Linked DNA regions of Homo sapiens: region 2 is linked to region 1. The links are chromatin contacts, found by Hi-C or POLR2A ChIA-PET in ENCODE. All regions are on one chromosome and are shown on one strand. The core of a region is the stretch at or near the end of the contact, and the rest is flanking DNA. Distances in the headings are between cores, read along the strand shown.

Region 1 (7,526 bases), core at 2,302-4,801:
AGCATGCTTTAAAAAGATTAAAGCCTGTTATCACTCGCCTGCTACAACATAGCCTTTTAGAACCTATAAACTCTCCTTACAATTCCCCCATTTTACCTGTCCTAAAACCAGACAAGCCTTACAAGTTAGTTCAGGATCTGCACCTTATCAACAAAATTGTTTTGCCTATCCACCCCATGGTGCCAAACCCATATACTCTCCTATCCTCAGTACCTGCCTCTACAACCCATTATTCTGTTCTAGATCTCAAACATGCTTTCTTTACTATTCCTTTGCATCCTTAATCCCAGCCTCTCTTCGCTTTCACTTGGACTGACCCTGACACCCATCAAGCTCAGCAAATTACCTAGGCTGTACTGCCGCAAAGCTTCACAGACAGCCCCCATTACTTCAATCAAGCCCAAATTTCTTCCTCATCTGTTACCTATCTTGGCATAATTCTCATAAAAACACACGTGCTCTCCCTGCCAATCATGTCCGACTGATCTCTCAAACCCCAACCCCTTCTACAAAACAACAACTCCTTTCCTTCCTGGGCATGGTTGGATACTTTCACCTTTGGATACCTGGTTTTGCCATCCTAACAAAACCATTATATAAGCTCACAAAAGGAAACCTAGCTGACCCCATAGATCCTAAATCCTTTCCCCACTCCTCTTTCCGTTCCTTGAAGACAGCTTTAGAAACTGCCCCACTCTAGCTCTCCCTGACTCATCCCAACCCTTTTCATTCCACACAGCTGAAGTGCAGGGCTGTGCAGTTGGAATTCTTACATAAGGACCAGGATCGCATCCTGTAGCCTTTTTGTCCAAACAACTTGACCTTACTGTTTTAGGCTGGCCATGATGTCTCCATGCAGCCACTGCTGCTGCCCTAATACTTTTAGAAGCCCTCAAAATCAAAAACTATGCTCAACTCACTCTCTACAGTTCTCGTAACTTCCAAAATCTATTTTCTTCCTCATACCTGACGCATATGCTTTCTGCTTCCTGGCTCCTTCAGCTGTACTCACTCTTTGTTGAGTCTCCCACAATTACCATTGTTCCTGGCCCAGACTTCAATCCGGCCTCCCACATTATTCCTGATACCACACCTGACCCCCATGACTGTATCTCTCTGATCCACCTGACATTCACCCCATTTCCCCAAATTTCCTTCTTTCCTGTTCCTCACCCTGATCACGCTTGATTTATTGAAGGTGGTTCCACCAGGCCTAATCGCCACACACCAGCAAAGGCAGGTTATGCTATAGTACAAGCCACTAGCCCACCTCTTAGAACCTCTCATTTCATTTCCATCGTGGAAATCTATCCTCAAGGAAATAATTTCTCAGTGTTCCATCTGCTTTTCTACTACTCCTCAGTGATTATTCAGGCCCCCTCCCTTCCCTACACATCAAGCTCGAGGATTTGCCCCACCCAGGACTGGCAACTTAGCTTTACTCAACATGCCCTGAGTCAGATAACTAAAATACCTCTTAGTTCAGGTAGACACTTTCACTGGATAGGTAGAGGCATTTCCTACAGGGTCCGAGAAGGCCACCGCAGTCATTTCTTCCCTTCTGTCAGACATAATTCCTCAGTTTAGCCTTCCCACCTCAATACAGTCTGATAACAGACGAGCCTTTATTAGTCAAATCAGCCAAGCAGTTTTTCAGGCTCTTAGTATTCAGTGAAACCTTTATATCCCTTACAGTCCTCCGTCTTCAAGAAAAGTAGAATGGACTAAAGGTCTTTTAAAAACACACCTCTCCAAGCTCAGCCACCAACTTAAAAAGGACTGGACAATACTTTTACCACTTTCCCTTCTCAGAATTCAGGCCTGTCCTCAGAATGCTACAGGGTACAGCCCATTTAAGCTCCTGTATAGATGCTCCTTTTTATTAGGCCCCAGTCTTATTCCAGACACCAGACCAACTTAGACTGTGCCCCAAAAAAACTTGTCATCCCTGCTATCTTCTGTCTAGTCATACTCCTATTCACCGTTCTCAACTACTCATACATGCCCTGCTCTTGTTTACACTGCCCTGCTCTTGTTTACATTGTTTTTCTAAGCCATCACAGCTGATATCTCCAGGTGCTATCCACAAACTGCCACTCTTAACTCTTGAAGTAAATAAATAATCTTTGCTGGCAGGACTATGCTGAATCTCCTTAGGCACTCTCTAATCAGATATCCTGAGTCATCCCAATTCTTAGACCTTTTATACCTGTTTTTCTCCTTTTGTTATTCCATTTGGTTTCTCAATTCATCCAAAACCATATCCAGGCCATCACCAATCATTCTATATGACAAATGTTTCTTCTAACATCCCCACAATATCACCCCTTACCACAAGACCTCCCTTCAGCTTAATCTCTCCCACTCTAGGTTCCCACGCCACCCCTAATCCCGCTTGAGGCAGCCCTGAGAAACATCGCTCATTCTCTCTCCATACCACCCCCCAAAAATTTTTGCCGCCCCAACACTTCAACACTATTTTTATTTTTCTTATTAATATAAGAAGGCAGGAATGTCAGGCCTTTGAGCCCAAGCCAAGCCATCGCATCCCTTGTGACTTGCACATATAAGCCCAGATGGCCTGAAATAAGTGAAGAATCACAAAAGAAGTGAGTATGCCCTGCCCCACCTTAACTGATGACATTCCACCACAAAAGAAGTGTAAATGACCGGTCCTTGCCTTAAGTGATGACATTACCTTGTAAAAGTCCTTTTCCTAGCTCATTCTGGCTCAAAAAGCACCCCCACTGAGCACCTTGCGACCCCCACTCCTGCCCGTGAGAGAACAAGCCCCCTTTGACTGTAATTTTCCTTTACCTACCCAAATCCTATAAAACAGCCCCACCCTTATCTCCCTTCGCTGACTCTCTTTTCGGACTCAGCCCACCTGCACCCAGGTGAAATAAACAGCTTTATTGCTCACACAAAGCCTGTTTGGTGGTCTCTTCACACGGACGCCCATGAAAGTGACTGCACCCATCCCAGCAGCAGTGTATGAGGCTTTTGATTTCTCCACCTCCTCACCAGTATGTGATATCTTCCTTTTAAAGATATTATAGCCATCCTAAGGGGTATGAAGTAGTATCTCATTGTTTTGATTTGCATTTCTCTGATAATTAATGATGTTGAAGGTCTTTTTGTTAGGGAAGCAGGAGCCTACGAGAGCCAGAGTGACATCATTTTAAAATCAACTCCATCTTAAAACTAGCAAGGCAAATTCCCTGTTAGTCAGAGATGATCAATACAATCTCAGTCTTCAAGGTGCTCGCCATCTAGAAGATAACAGAGTAGGAAGTTTCTCAGCATCTAATCAATAGGTGAAAAATTAATTCTATTCATATTTTTTCAAATGTGCCCAGCAGGTGCAGAGACACTGCCATTGGGACTCACAGAGATTGCCAGGTTAGGTGCCATTTTAATTTTTCCTTCGGAGCCATGGAGCCTCTACGGCTTCGATCCTTCCTCCGGGCACAAGGGTGCGCTGTACCTGTCTCTTAGTGTTGGCTGAACAGTGCCGTGCTCTCCCCTACTTCCCTTTTTGCTGGGCCGCAGTTCCGGTGGCTGGCGGAAACGGGAACGTGCAGCCGCGGGTGCAGGAGTCCTGGGGCATGGCGGGGGCGGGGCAGGGGGAGGCGCGCACAGAACAGGCTGGGGCATCCCTCGCCCTGGCTCTTTGAGCCCGGACCAGACAGGTGAGGACTTACCATTTTTGGCCCAGCCTCCAAGCCCGTCAGACCCTCCCCGGCAGGCTCCTCCCTGCATGACGCTGATGCCCAGAGGCCCCGCGGCCCCCGCCCTCCCTCAGCATTCTCTTCCCTTTGAGGCCCCGCCCCAGGCTTTTCTTTCCGGGGGCGCCCTTTTGGGTATGTGTGCCCGCCCCTTGGCATCCCCTTCTGGTTTAGAGGCCGTCGCAAGGAATTGAGGGACATGTGCACCTTCTCCCATAGGGAAACTGAGACCCAGCAAGGGTAAAGGACTTAGTACCACACAGTGAGTTAGTGTGTTGTACCCAGGGGTGTTAGAGAAAACGCCACACTTTGAGACGAATTAAGAGTCCTTTATTAGCCGGTGACCGAGAGACCGCTAACGCTCAAAATTCTCTCGGCCCTGAGGAAGGGGCTTGATTAACTTTTATACCTTGGTTTAGGAAGGGGAGGGGGGGTCTAGTTAAAACAATTTTACAGAAGTTAGGTAGTCAAAAAGTTAAAAGGATAAATGGTTACAGGAAAGTAAACAGTTCCAGGTGCAGGGGCTTTATGACTATTACAAGGTGATAGACGTGGGGCTTTGGGTGTTATCAATCAGATGAATTCTTGGGGACTGTGGATATAGCTTGCCACAGTATCTTATCAGTTAATTGCATTCTTGGATGTGCTGGGAGTCAGCTTGCACAAGTTAAGTCCTTGAGGAAGGGGCTGCCAGTGAAAGAGCCAAGATGGAGTCTGTCTGGCTCTCTTAGCTAAGGGAGAGTCTAAAAACAGAGTTAGTAAAAACCAGGTTGGGCATTACATTCCCCACTTGTGTTTTTGGGGAATCAAATCATTGATTCCTCAGTTTTAACAAGGGGAGTCTTAAGATACATAAGTTTGACAGAAGCTATGCATTGTTTTACAAAATTAAGAAACCAATTTAATATACAAGGCCTAAAAATTAAACTTAATAGTATGATGAGGAGAGGTCCAGCTAACCCAGTGATTAAAGTAGTTAGCCAGGGGTTCCAGTGGAACATGTTTTGATACCAGGGGATGTTATTTTCTCGTTCCTGTTGTTGCCTATCTAGATATTCTCGAACTTTTTGGAGGGTATCTTTTATGACTAAGAATGGTGGAGGAACAGTTAAATCAACTTTGTCAGGGGGTTTCTGGAACATAGGGTCACCTAGAGCAGTTAAAGGCCCGATTGGCTTGGGTGGGCTCCATGAGACCAGGATTTTTATTTCTATTATTTATTTATTTATTTTGGATGGTGAACATAGTCCCAACATCAAATCCTGGAATATAAAATGTTAATTTCCATGACATGCCGTAATATTATTGTAAGAGGATTACAATTTTTTTTTTAGTACATAATTTAGGATGAGAAGCACGAGTTACCGAATGAAGATCTGGTTGATCCCCCAGAGTAGGTGGCTAAGTTTACACATGTCCAATCAGGGCAGAAAAACTGATAAGTATCTCGACAGCTAGCGTCAGGGTGATTCCCAGGACAGAGGTAAAAGTCAACATTTTGGAGTTCTTTTTCTGCACCTTTGGCACTTCCACACATCCAGTTTGGCTCCCAGAGCACCCAAATCCTGCTACAAGGTCGACACTTCCTGCTTTTGGGACAAGCAGATTGTGTTGCTCTTCGTGGGTACAGGCTGGCTTTGGGAACAGTATACATAAAATCAACTGCAAAGGAGACTTCCTTAGAGGTACCGGCCCTCCAAGTGGTGTTTGCAAATACACGTCCTGACTTAGGCACAGTTTTAGAAGGGGCCTGACCGAGGCCTGGGGACCCCTGTTTTTAGTAGGGCTCTGTTGGCCTTTTTGATGCAGGAGTGATGAATCTAAGCAGGAATGCCATCCACCTTCAGAGCCATTGGCGTGAGGATGACGGTGTGAAGTCTTTTCAAAGCAGGAGTGAGTCCTTGTTTCTGAAACTTTTTAACAAACACTAGTTCTCCTGGCTGGAACGAATGGCAGGACCCCGTCTGGTTAGGAATTGGATTGGGATGGTTTCCTTGAACAAGTGGCAGGGTGATATCTTGTACCTGTTGGGGAGATTGTAGGTACTGTAATAAATTAGCTTGTGATATTTCTGCCAGTTGGGCATCTCTTAGCTTAAGCAAGATAGGCGGCGCCCTCCCATACATGATTTTAAAAGGTGAGAACCTAGCCTGATAAAGGGTGCACCTTACTCTAAGTAGGGCTAAAGGAAGGAGACTTACCCAATTTTTACCGGTTTTTAAAATTAATTTTGTAAGAGTGTCTTTTTAGGGTGCGGTTCATGTGTTCTACCTGCCCAGAGCTCTGGGGTCGATAGGCACAATGGAGCTTCCACTGAATGTTTAACGCCTAACTGACCCACTGAGCTATGGACGAGGTGAAGGCAGGTGTATTATCACCCTGCGGCAGCAGGCAGCCCATATTGAGGGATGATTTTATTGAGTAGGAACTTAACTACCGTATTGGCAGTTTCATTTTTGGTAGCAAATGCTTCAGTCTATCTGGAGAAGGTGTCTACTAGTACTAGAAGCTATTTGTACCTAGCCCGGTGTGGTTTTACTTCTGTAAAGTCAATTTCCCACTTTTCTTCTGGCGAGTTTTCTCAGAGACGGTGGCCTAGGCTGGGTTTAGAACCTTGCTTGGCATTTACCTGGGCGCAGGTTGTGCACTGGAGAGCTGCTTGATCTGTTTTTGATAGCCTTTCCTGCTGAGGTGAGTAGCCCACGCTTCTGGTAGATGGCTCCATGTACATGCACAGTAGCAAAGGCGTACCTGCTGTCAGTGTAAATGTTAATACGTTTATCCTTACCCCATCGGAGAGCCTGAGTGAGGGCGATCAATTTAGCTTTTTGCACTGAGGTGTTTGCTGGTAAAGCCTGAGCCCACAACACATCTGTCTCCGTGGTAACAGCTGCACCGGCCTTTCATACTCGCTGCTTGAGAAAGCTGCTACCATCTGTGAACACAGCGGCGTCCGCCTTCTCTAGGGCCACATCTTGAAGATCAGGTCGGCCAGTTTCGGTAGTTTCTAACAGTTCCTTACAGTCTTGGATAGTAGCTGGATTTAAACACCATGTGGGAGAGAAAGTCAAACGAGGCTGATTCAACAACTCTGATATTGTAAAATGCAAGCATCTGACATCCATTTACCTGAAGCACTTTGTAGTAAAGTCTCTACAGCATGAGGAGCTGTAAGGGTTAAATCCTGGCCCAGAATTAACTTATCAGTTTCTTGGACTAGGCTTGCTCTAGCTGCTACTTGGCCATCCAGAGGCCACAGGATCCAGCCTCTTAGATAAATAAGCCATTGGGTGTCTCCAAGGTCTTAAAGTCTGAGTAAGCACCCCCTTAGCAATTCCCTGGCTCTCATGGACAAACAGATGAAAAGGCTTTGAGGTATCTGGGAGGCCTAAAGCAGGGGCTTCAGTTAAAGTCTTTTTCAGATTTTGAAAAGCCTGTTCTTCGGTGTCTGTCCAAATCAATGGGCCATTACCTCTTATAGCAGTATACAAGGGCTTTGCAATCTCCGCAAACCCCAATATCCAGAGATGACAGTATCTCACGGCCCTGTCATTCAGGCTCTTCTGTTGCAGGCAGGGTGAGAACTTTTTGTTTTCTGACTTTTCTTGTGGCAGTAGTGGGCATTCCTTTTTCCAGTGCCTAGTCTGCTTGCAATAGGCACATTGGTCTTTTCCTAGAGAGGCCTGTTCACCTCTTTTACTTTTCTGGTGGGAACCCAAGGTTCCTTGGCCATTTTTTCTGGAATGGGGGCCTTTCCTTTCTGCCCTCTTGGATAGCCATTAGTAAGATTTTTGCTTG
Region 2 (7,526 bases), core at 3,601-6,100, 110 kb before region 1:
GAGCTCCTCTTGGCCCTGGGCAGGTCTAGAGATGCTCTCTGGGAGCCAGGGCCTGGAGTTGGAAACCTTAGGAATCTACCTGATGCTCTATTCCACTGCAGCTGAGCTAGCATCCAAGCCACAAGACAAAGTCCTTCCCACCCTTCCCTTCCCATTCCACAAGTAGAGGAGTCTCCCCCCATGGCTGCCATCATCCCAGGCCTGTGGTGAGTACAACTTGGCTACCACTGATATTCACTTAAGGCCTGAGAGCTCTTCAGTCAGCTTGTGGTGAATGATACCAAGCCTGAGATTTTCCCATCAGGGCAGTGGGCTATCCTCTGGCCCAGGGCAGGTCCAGAAATGTCAAGACCCATAGCAAGTATTGCCTGGGTATCATTGTGGATTATTCAGGGCCCAAGGGCTCTTTAGTAAGCAGGTGATGGATCCTGACAGGACTGGGTCCTTCCCTTCAAAACGGCAGTTTCCCTTCTGGCCCAAGGTGTATCTAGAAATGTTGTCTGGGAGCTAGGGCCTAGAATGGAGGCCTCAGGACTCTGCCTGGTGCCCTATCCTACTTTGGCCAAGCTAGTACCCAAGTTGCAAGACAAAGTCCTCTTTACTCTTCCCCCTCTTCTCCTTAAGTGGAGGAAAAGAATCTCTTCCAGAGCTGCTTGCTGCACTGCCTGGGGCTGGGGCGGGTGGGGGAGTGGTGCAAGCACTTTCTTGGCTTCCCTGGCTGGTGTCTCACTAGGTCATTTGCCCGGCAAATCCACTGGCTCCAAGCCCAGCACAGCACCAAGACTTGCCCAGGAACTGCAGTTCTTGTGGTCTAGGTTGTCTCTCAAGTTTACTTAGAACCCTAGAGCACTTTAGCCCACGATGGCGGGACTTGCTGGAACTCAAGTTCCAACTGCTGGGATGGGTGATTCCCCTCTGGCTAGGGCTGGTCTACATGCTCCCTCCATGGGTGCCAGCTGAGTTCTGCCTGGTGTTGCTTTCCACTGTGACCAGGCAGCATTGAGTTCTAACACAAAGTCCCACAGTCACTGTTTCTCTCCCACCCACAAGTGCAGATTATCTGTCTGCACCACAGGCTGCTGACGGGGAAACGAGGAGGGGATGGCACCAGCAACTCAGGACTATCTTTCCTACCCTCTTCAGTGCCTATTTCAGTGATATGAAGTTAAAACCAGGTACTGTGATCGCTCACCTGATTTTTGGTTTTTATGAAGGTGCTTTTTTGTTCACTTTGGTGTTCCTTTGGGAGGATGATCAGTGAAGGCTTCTACTCAGCCATCTTGCTCCGCCTCCATCTGTCTTCTTTTCTCTTTAACTTTTTGGTCTATTTTCTGGAAGTTTTACACAACTTGATATTTTAATATTTTATTGCATTTAAAATCTATGCTGTACTATTTTTACTTGTGAAGAACATTTTTTGTTCTTTAAATATTCCTTTTTAAGTAGTGATATTTACTTTTTGGATGTAATATATTTGATTTGTTTTCTGATAATATTAATTATGCTCTTTTTCCCCCTTTCTTTCTTTAAAGTGTCCTCCCTGCTTTGTATTTATTCCTTCTCAGTTTTCACCTACTCTTTGTTGGGGTAACTTTCAGGTAGAAACTTTCCTCAAAAGCCTGGTGATCCTTTGCTGGCTATTCATATTGAAGAGTGAGGCACTAAAAGCCTGATTAGGGGATCTGTCTTTGTGTGGAAAGGGCTCATTGACTGTGGGCCTCACTGTAGGGTGATGGAGCAGAAGTCCAGCTGGTTCACTGGGAACCCCAGATAGCAATATCTATAGGTTTTTGCCATTGGCTTGGTCAGTTTCCTCAGAGAGAAATTCTTTTGTCTCACGCCAGGAGGTTAGAGATTAACAGAAGCATTTTGGAGGCACAGTGTGGGAAGCTGTACAGATGTGAGAGGTCTCACTATTCAGAATGCCGTACCTGCCACCACAATCTCCTCTTCCCACCTGCAACTTCTGGGAACTATGAAACAGTTCTCCATGTTTATAATTTTGTCACTTACAGAAATTTTTTTAAGTGGAATCATGCAGTATACACCTTTTGGGATTGACTTTTACACTCAACATAATTCTCTGGAGATTGATCTAAGTTGTTAAGTGTATAAATAGTTTCCCTTTATTATAGTAGCATTACATGGTATGGACACATCACAGTTTATTTAACCACTCACCCATTGAAGGACGTCTGGGTTGTCTCCAGTTTTTTACTATTATGGGTAAAGCAGCTATAAACATCCATGTACAGATTTTTGTGTGAACATATGTTTTTGTTTCTCTTGGATAAATGCCCAGGAATGCAATTGCTGGGTTGTATGGTAGTTGCATGTTTAGTTTTTTATGAAACTCCCATTTTCCAGTATGACTGTTTCTGCGTTTTAAATAAAAACTTAGTTAAACATGGAAGTGTATGTTCAAAGTTCTTTTCCTTCTACTCTTTGAAGATGTTATTCCATTTCCCTGCATTGAATGTTGCTGTTGAGAAGTTAGATATCAATCTCACTCTTACTTCTTTGTAGGTGATCTTTTCCTCTCTGGAAGCTTATAGAACTTTACTTAAAATTTTTTTTCCAGGCTCTACATTAAGGACAAAAGAATTTCATTTTTGACTTTCAGACTTTTAAGATTCCACTGAAATGTATCTAGATGTGAATTTATACTTACAGACTTAGTTGGGAATGCAGTGGATTCTTTCCATATTAACATGCATTCTTTTGTATTATGGGAAATTCTTGGTTATTATTTTTTCAAATATTTTCTCTACTCTGTTTAGTCTTTTGGGGTTTCTAGTATATAGATCTATTGTTGCATTAAAAACTACCCTAAAACTTAATGGCTTAAAACAGTATTAAGCCTTTATTATCTTGTGCAATTTCTTGAGGTCAGGAATCTGGGGTGACTTAGCTGGGTGATTCTGGCTCAGAGTCTCTCAAAGTTGGAGTCAAGATGTTGGTCAAGGCTGCAATCATCTGAAGACTTGGCTGGTGTTAGAGAATCTGATTCCAGGATGGCTCACTCACATGACTGGCAAGTTGATGTTGGCAGTGGCCCTCAGTTCCTGCAAATGTGGACCTCTTTGTAGGATTGATTGGGTATCCCCCCAACATGGCAGTTGGCATACCCCTGAGCAAGGGATTTCAGAGAGAGTAAGAAGAAAGCCACATTGACATTTATGGTCTGGACTTGGAAACTACAATCTGTTAGTTCCTTAATATTCTACCAGTTACACAGGTCTGACCTAGTCAATGTTGTGAGGAGGTGGGTTGACTTCTACACAAGGAAGTGAATATCAGGAGATAGAGATCACTGAGGGCTGTCTTTGAAGCTGGCTACTATAGATCAGAACATTTCTTCTTTTCTATCTCCTGACTTGTCTTTCATTCTCATTTCTTTATCCCTTCCTGATGTCTTTTGGATGAGGTTCTCAACCAAGTCATTTAGCTCAGTAATTTCTCATTTAGCTGTATTCTCTCTGCTATTTAGCCTATGCCACTGGAGTGCAGTAATGCAATCATAGCTCACTGCAGCACTGAACTCCGGGCTCAAGTGATCCTCCATTCTCAGCCTCCCAAGTATCTAGAACCACAGGCATGCACCACCATGTCTGGCTCATTTTTGTATTTTTTTTGTAGAGACAGGGTCTATGTTGCCCAGGTTGGTCTCAAACTCCTGGCCTTAAGTGATCCTCCCACCTTGGTCTCGCAAAGCTCTGGGATTACAGGTATGAGCCACTGCACCTGGCCATCCCAAGTTATTTCAAAAACTAGTTTTTTTTTTTAAACATAAGTGTTGTATTATTTGTGCCTTATGCCCTGCAGGTGTATGCACATGAACATGTTTAAGGGGGTGGAGCGGGGGCAGGTAGCAGCTTGGGGGCAATAGCCAGCTCTTCCTCTACCTTCATTCCCAGGGCCGAGTACAGCCCCCAGCACACAGGAGATGCTGAGTAAACATGCATTGGGAGGAGAACAACATTAATAACAACACAGTGGTTATTGTCTTTTAAGTACTTGTTGTGTGTCCCTATAAACCTACAAGCACCCTCTGAGGTGGGCACTGACATTTCCATTCTGGAGGGACCTCAAGGCTGGAGAGGGGCTCTGGCAGAACTAAGTTCAGGTCTTTCTGCTCTGTTCTAGCCCTAAAATTGGGAGAATGGAATAGGAGAATGAGGAGGGCAGGACATCCATCCCTGAAAGAGGGGACCCGGTCAGTGCCCTAAAACCAAGGGTTCCAAGCAGTGTTCCCTGGGCCTCCCCATGTGCCTGGGAACAGAGGCCTGCAGCTTCTGCCACAAGACAAACATTGCTGGAAATCTGGGTGCTGGGGCTAGGCCAGCGTTTGCCTTTTCCTCCACGTCTCGGCAAAGCTACTCGAAAGTCTCTCATCCCCCAGCAGGAAAAGCATATGTTCTTTCCATATAGAGGAGAAATTGTTCCACCAGTGAGTAAGCCTCTTGGCTGCAGAGCCTGGCCCAGCCCGCAGAACACTGGACAGGAAGCTGGGCTGTGCTGGTTACCACTCCTGGAACTGGGACAGGGCTGGCTGACACCCTTGGAGACAACAATGGGCCTTCGGATGGGGCTGGGGGACAGTGGGGAAGCAGGGGCTGGGATGTGCCTGGAGACATTCAGTGGTTCAGGGTAGGAGGAACGTGAGTACACCCCTGAATAGAAGCCGCACTTTTCTCTATTCTGGCTGAGATGGGCTGGAAGAGGGGACGGAAAAGGGGACTGAGAGGGGCGGGGCAGCCTTTCCAATCCCCTCACTGGGTCAGCCCAGGAGTCTGGGTCTGAGTCAGAGGTGACTCAGGTGTGCTCAGAAAGGTGGGGCCGTGTTTTAGACTGTTATTTCCAGCTACCCAAAAAGTCTCTTTGATGCCTGCACGGTTAGGTGGCAGGCAGTGACTCTTGTCCCTGACACCTTAGTTCATCCTGCCAGTGTCGCAGGTCTTTCCACCAGCCTCAGCTGGATGGTGGATGCTGCTCTTTCCCTCAGCTCACCTGGGTCCTGCTTCTCTCTCCACCTTTTCCCCGTTTGTTAAGGACCCACTGAGAGCGGGGCTTGGGGAGTGTGGGGAGAGAAGGGACAAGGAAGCCAGGTTGTAGGAATGGGTAGGGGGGCAGCTGGCGGGGGGTAGAGGAGAAATCGGGAGGGGTTTCACATAAAAGGAAAACATTGAGAAAATGAGTACATTTAACCTGGAAAGTCAAAGACTCACGGGAGAGGATGGTGACATGAAAACCATTTGAAGATGTGTCACAGGTCACCTCATTAAAGTGGGATTGAATTTCTTGTGGGCGTGAGCTTGAGGGGGACAAACCTTGCTATGCCTAAATCCAGGGCCCCCACCCTCTGAGAAGTGCTTTTGAGAAGTTGATTTTCTGTCCTTGGACACATCCAGGCCAAGGGTAGATGACTCCCAGTCAGAAAGAGTCAGGTATCAGCTGGGAGGTGGACTGGAGTTTAGGTTTCAGACTGGTGGCCTGTGGGCCAGACACAGCCCTGACAATGTGCACAATGGCCAGCACTTGTGCATGGCCGCAGCAAGCTGGGGCTGAGTGGTAACTGCCTGCTCCAGCAAGACGTACACTCCCTGTTCCCCACAGCACAGCTGGTCTGTTTCAGTCATTTATTTTTCAGGACAGGCCCTTGAGACATTTTCATCTGTGACCCTTGGAATAGATGCCTGGAATACACCCACCTTTCTCTCTCTCTAGGTGTACCCTGTAGGCTCAGCTGGGGCAGCTGCAGGAGGAGGAAGTAGTACCTGCTAAGACGCAGGCCCTCCCATCGGCTCAGGGGACACCAGATAGCCTGAGCTGCCTGCCCTGACTGGGACCCCAGATAGGGCTCCCCGTGGGCTAGACATTACCACCTCAATAAACATCGCCTTTCCTTCTCCCATCCTCAAACCTCATCAGAATAAACCCCGCATTTGCTGGCATCGACTCCAATTGTGTTGAGGAGTCTAGAGGGGCAGCCCCAAGGCAGCTCTTGATTTTTAGATCAGTAGTGATGGATGCTGTTTATCAGCCCCTGCCCCTCCTGCCCCGGCCCCCCGCCCAGTGCTGGGCACCCTGCATACAGACTCTCAATCTTCTTTTCAGCCCTGCGTGGCAGGAAAGCCCATATGGTGGCTGCGGATACTGAGTGTCACAGAAGTAAGACACTTGCCCGCCATGACTCAAGCCAGAGCCTCAGCCCAGGTCAGCTGACTCTAAAGCTGGTGCTCTTTCTAGAGCTCTCGTTGCCTGTGTTTTACATGACTGCCGCACCTGCTGCTCTCCGGGGTCCTGCCTGCCTGGGAGTGGGGGTGGTGGGCACCTCCCCGGTTTTCTCTCCCCTCAGGGCATCTAAGCAAGTCGGGCTGGAAATTCCCTTTGAACTGCTCTGACTTCAGGAAACCTGGTTTGTCTCTCCTCTCAAGGAAGCCTGAAGCCATGGACAGAACCTTGGGCTGGGAGTCAGAAAGCCTGGGCTCACCTCCCAGGCCAGGCTGCATCATGCTCCAACCCCTCTCTGAGCCTTAGCATCTGTGGCTGAGTGAAGACTGCCTAGAGCATCCCTGGAGCAGCCCCCTAGGCATTTTTGAAGACACTGTCCCTCACACCTCATCCCAAAATGTTCATTATGCAGGTTCTGCCCTCGAAGCTTTCAGGAGGACAGACGGCCCACGGCCACCACCTGGTGGCCAGTCATAGCCAGACAAGGCCGACGCACCCAGCAGCCTTGAAGGCACGTAAGAAATCATAAAACTGCAGGGGGCTGGGTCATCACCTTGAAACCCTGTGGACAGGGTGGGAGAGAACCCTGTGAGAGTAGATTGCATCTCCCACCTCTTCCAGACACGGGAGGGGGCCCTCCAGCTTCCCAGAGGTCAGTGGCTCAGATGGGAGGCATTGCCATCCTAGGACAGCTGAGGGGAAAAAAACACTTGAGTTTGGGGATCAGGCAGGTCTGGATTGAAATCTCTTGGGTTCTTAACCTTGGTCGAGTCCCTCATCTGTGCAGTGGGCCATTTGGGACCCATCTTGCCGGGCTGTGGACCTCTCTGCATGAACAGGCAGCCAAGGGAGGCGGCATGGGGAGAGGCTGGACCTGTGACTGAGTGCACCTTGGTGGCGCCCAGCCCTGGGGCCAGCTCTCAACTGTGGCTGCACATCCTAACACCTGATGCTTAGGCAGTGCTTCTCTCATAGCATGGCCCCCGGGCCAGCAGCAGCGGGGAACTTGTTAGAATGGGGAACTTGCACATTCTCGAGCTCCACCGCAACCCACTGCATCTGAAACTCTGGGGGTGGACCCAGCACCTGCCAGGTGATGCAGTTGCTCACTGTAGTGTGACAGCACCGTGTTCAGGTGCTGGGATGGTTGAGAAAGCACTGCAGGTGACTCAAAAACCCTAGGACCAGAATCACCTGTGGAGGTTAAAAAAAGGAACAGCTTGGCCAGGTGCGGTGGTGGCTCACGCCTGTAATCCCAGCACTTTGGGAGGCCGAGGTGGGGTGGATCACTT

What was found. A loop is a pair of places that touch in the nucleus more often than their neighbours do. ChIA-PET counts read pairs that join two places held with the same protein, here RNA polymerase II (POLR2A). Pooled maps may share reads with other maps.
Region 2: a loop to region 1 is called in a map of CD4-positive, alpha-beta T cell, with 2.9 times the contacts of the local background. The contact joins the enhancer-like site here to the promoter of DET1 in region 1. A Hi-C loop is called at or near these places in 2 of 168 maps with a recorded cell type or tissue (CD4-positive, alpha-beta T cell and naive thymus-derived CD4-positive, alpha-beta T cell) and 10 of 50 pooled maps. POLR2A ChIA-PET finds 5 or more read pairs at or near these places in 1 of 52 experiments (activated T-cell).

Annotation. Positions count from the first base shown.
Region 1 is chr15:88,542,706-88,550,231 of GRCh38, reverse strand. It overlaps DET1 (DET1 partner of COP1 E3 ubiquitin ligase), which reads left to right and starts at 3,551. Exons shown (of 5, transcript NM_001144074.3): 1 at 3,551-3,692. It overlaps LOC124903547 (a long non-coding RNA gene), which reads right to left and starts at 3,647. Exons shown (of 2, transcript XR_007064748.1): 1 at 3,391-3,647; 2 at 2,899-3,272. RefSeq lists an enhancer at 1,947-2,821 and a silencer at 3,388-3,747.
Region 2 is chr15:88,656,720-88,664,245 of GRCh38, reverse strand. No RefSeq gene overlaps it. Among named protein-coding and RNA genes, the nearest start is that of ISG20, 21 kb to the right of the region's middle. RefSeq lists an enhancer at 7,220-7,269. Within about 2 kb of position 4,850, at least 6 of the 41 ENCODE cell types and tissues checked have a DNase peak (open chromatin) inside an H3K27ac peak, as active enhancers do.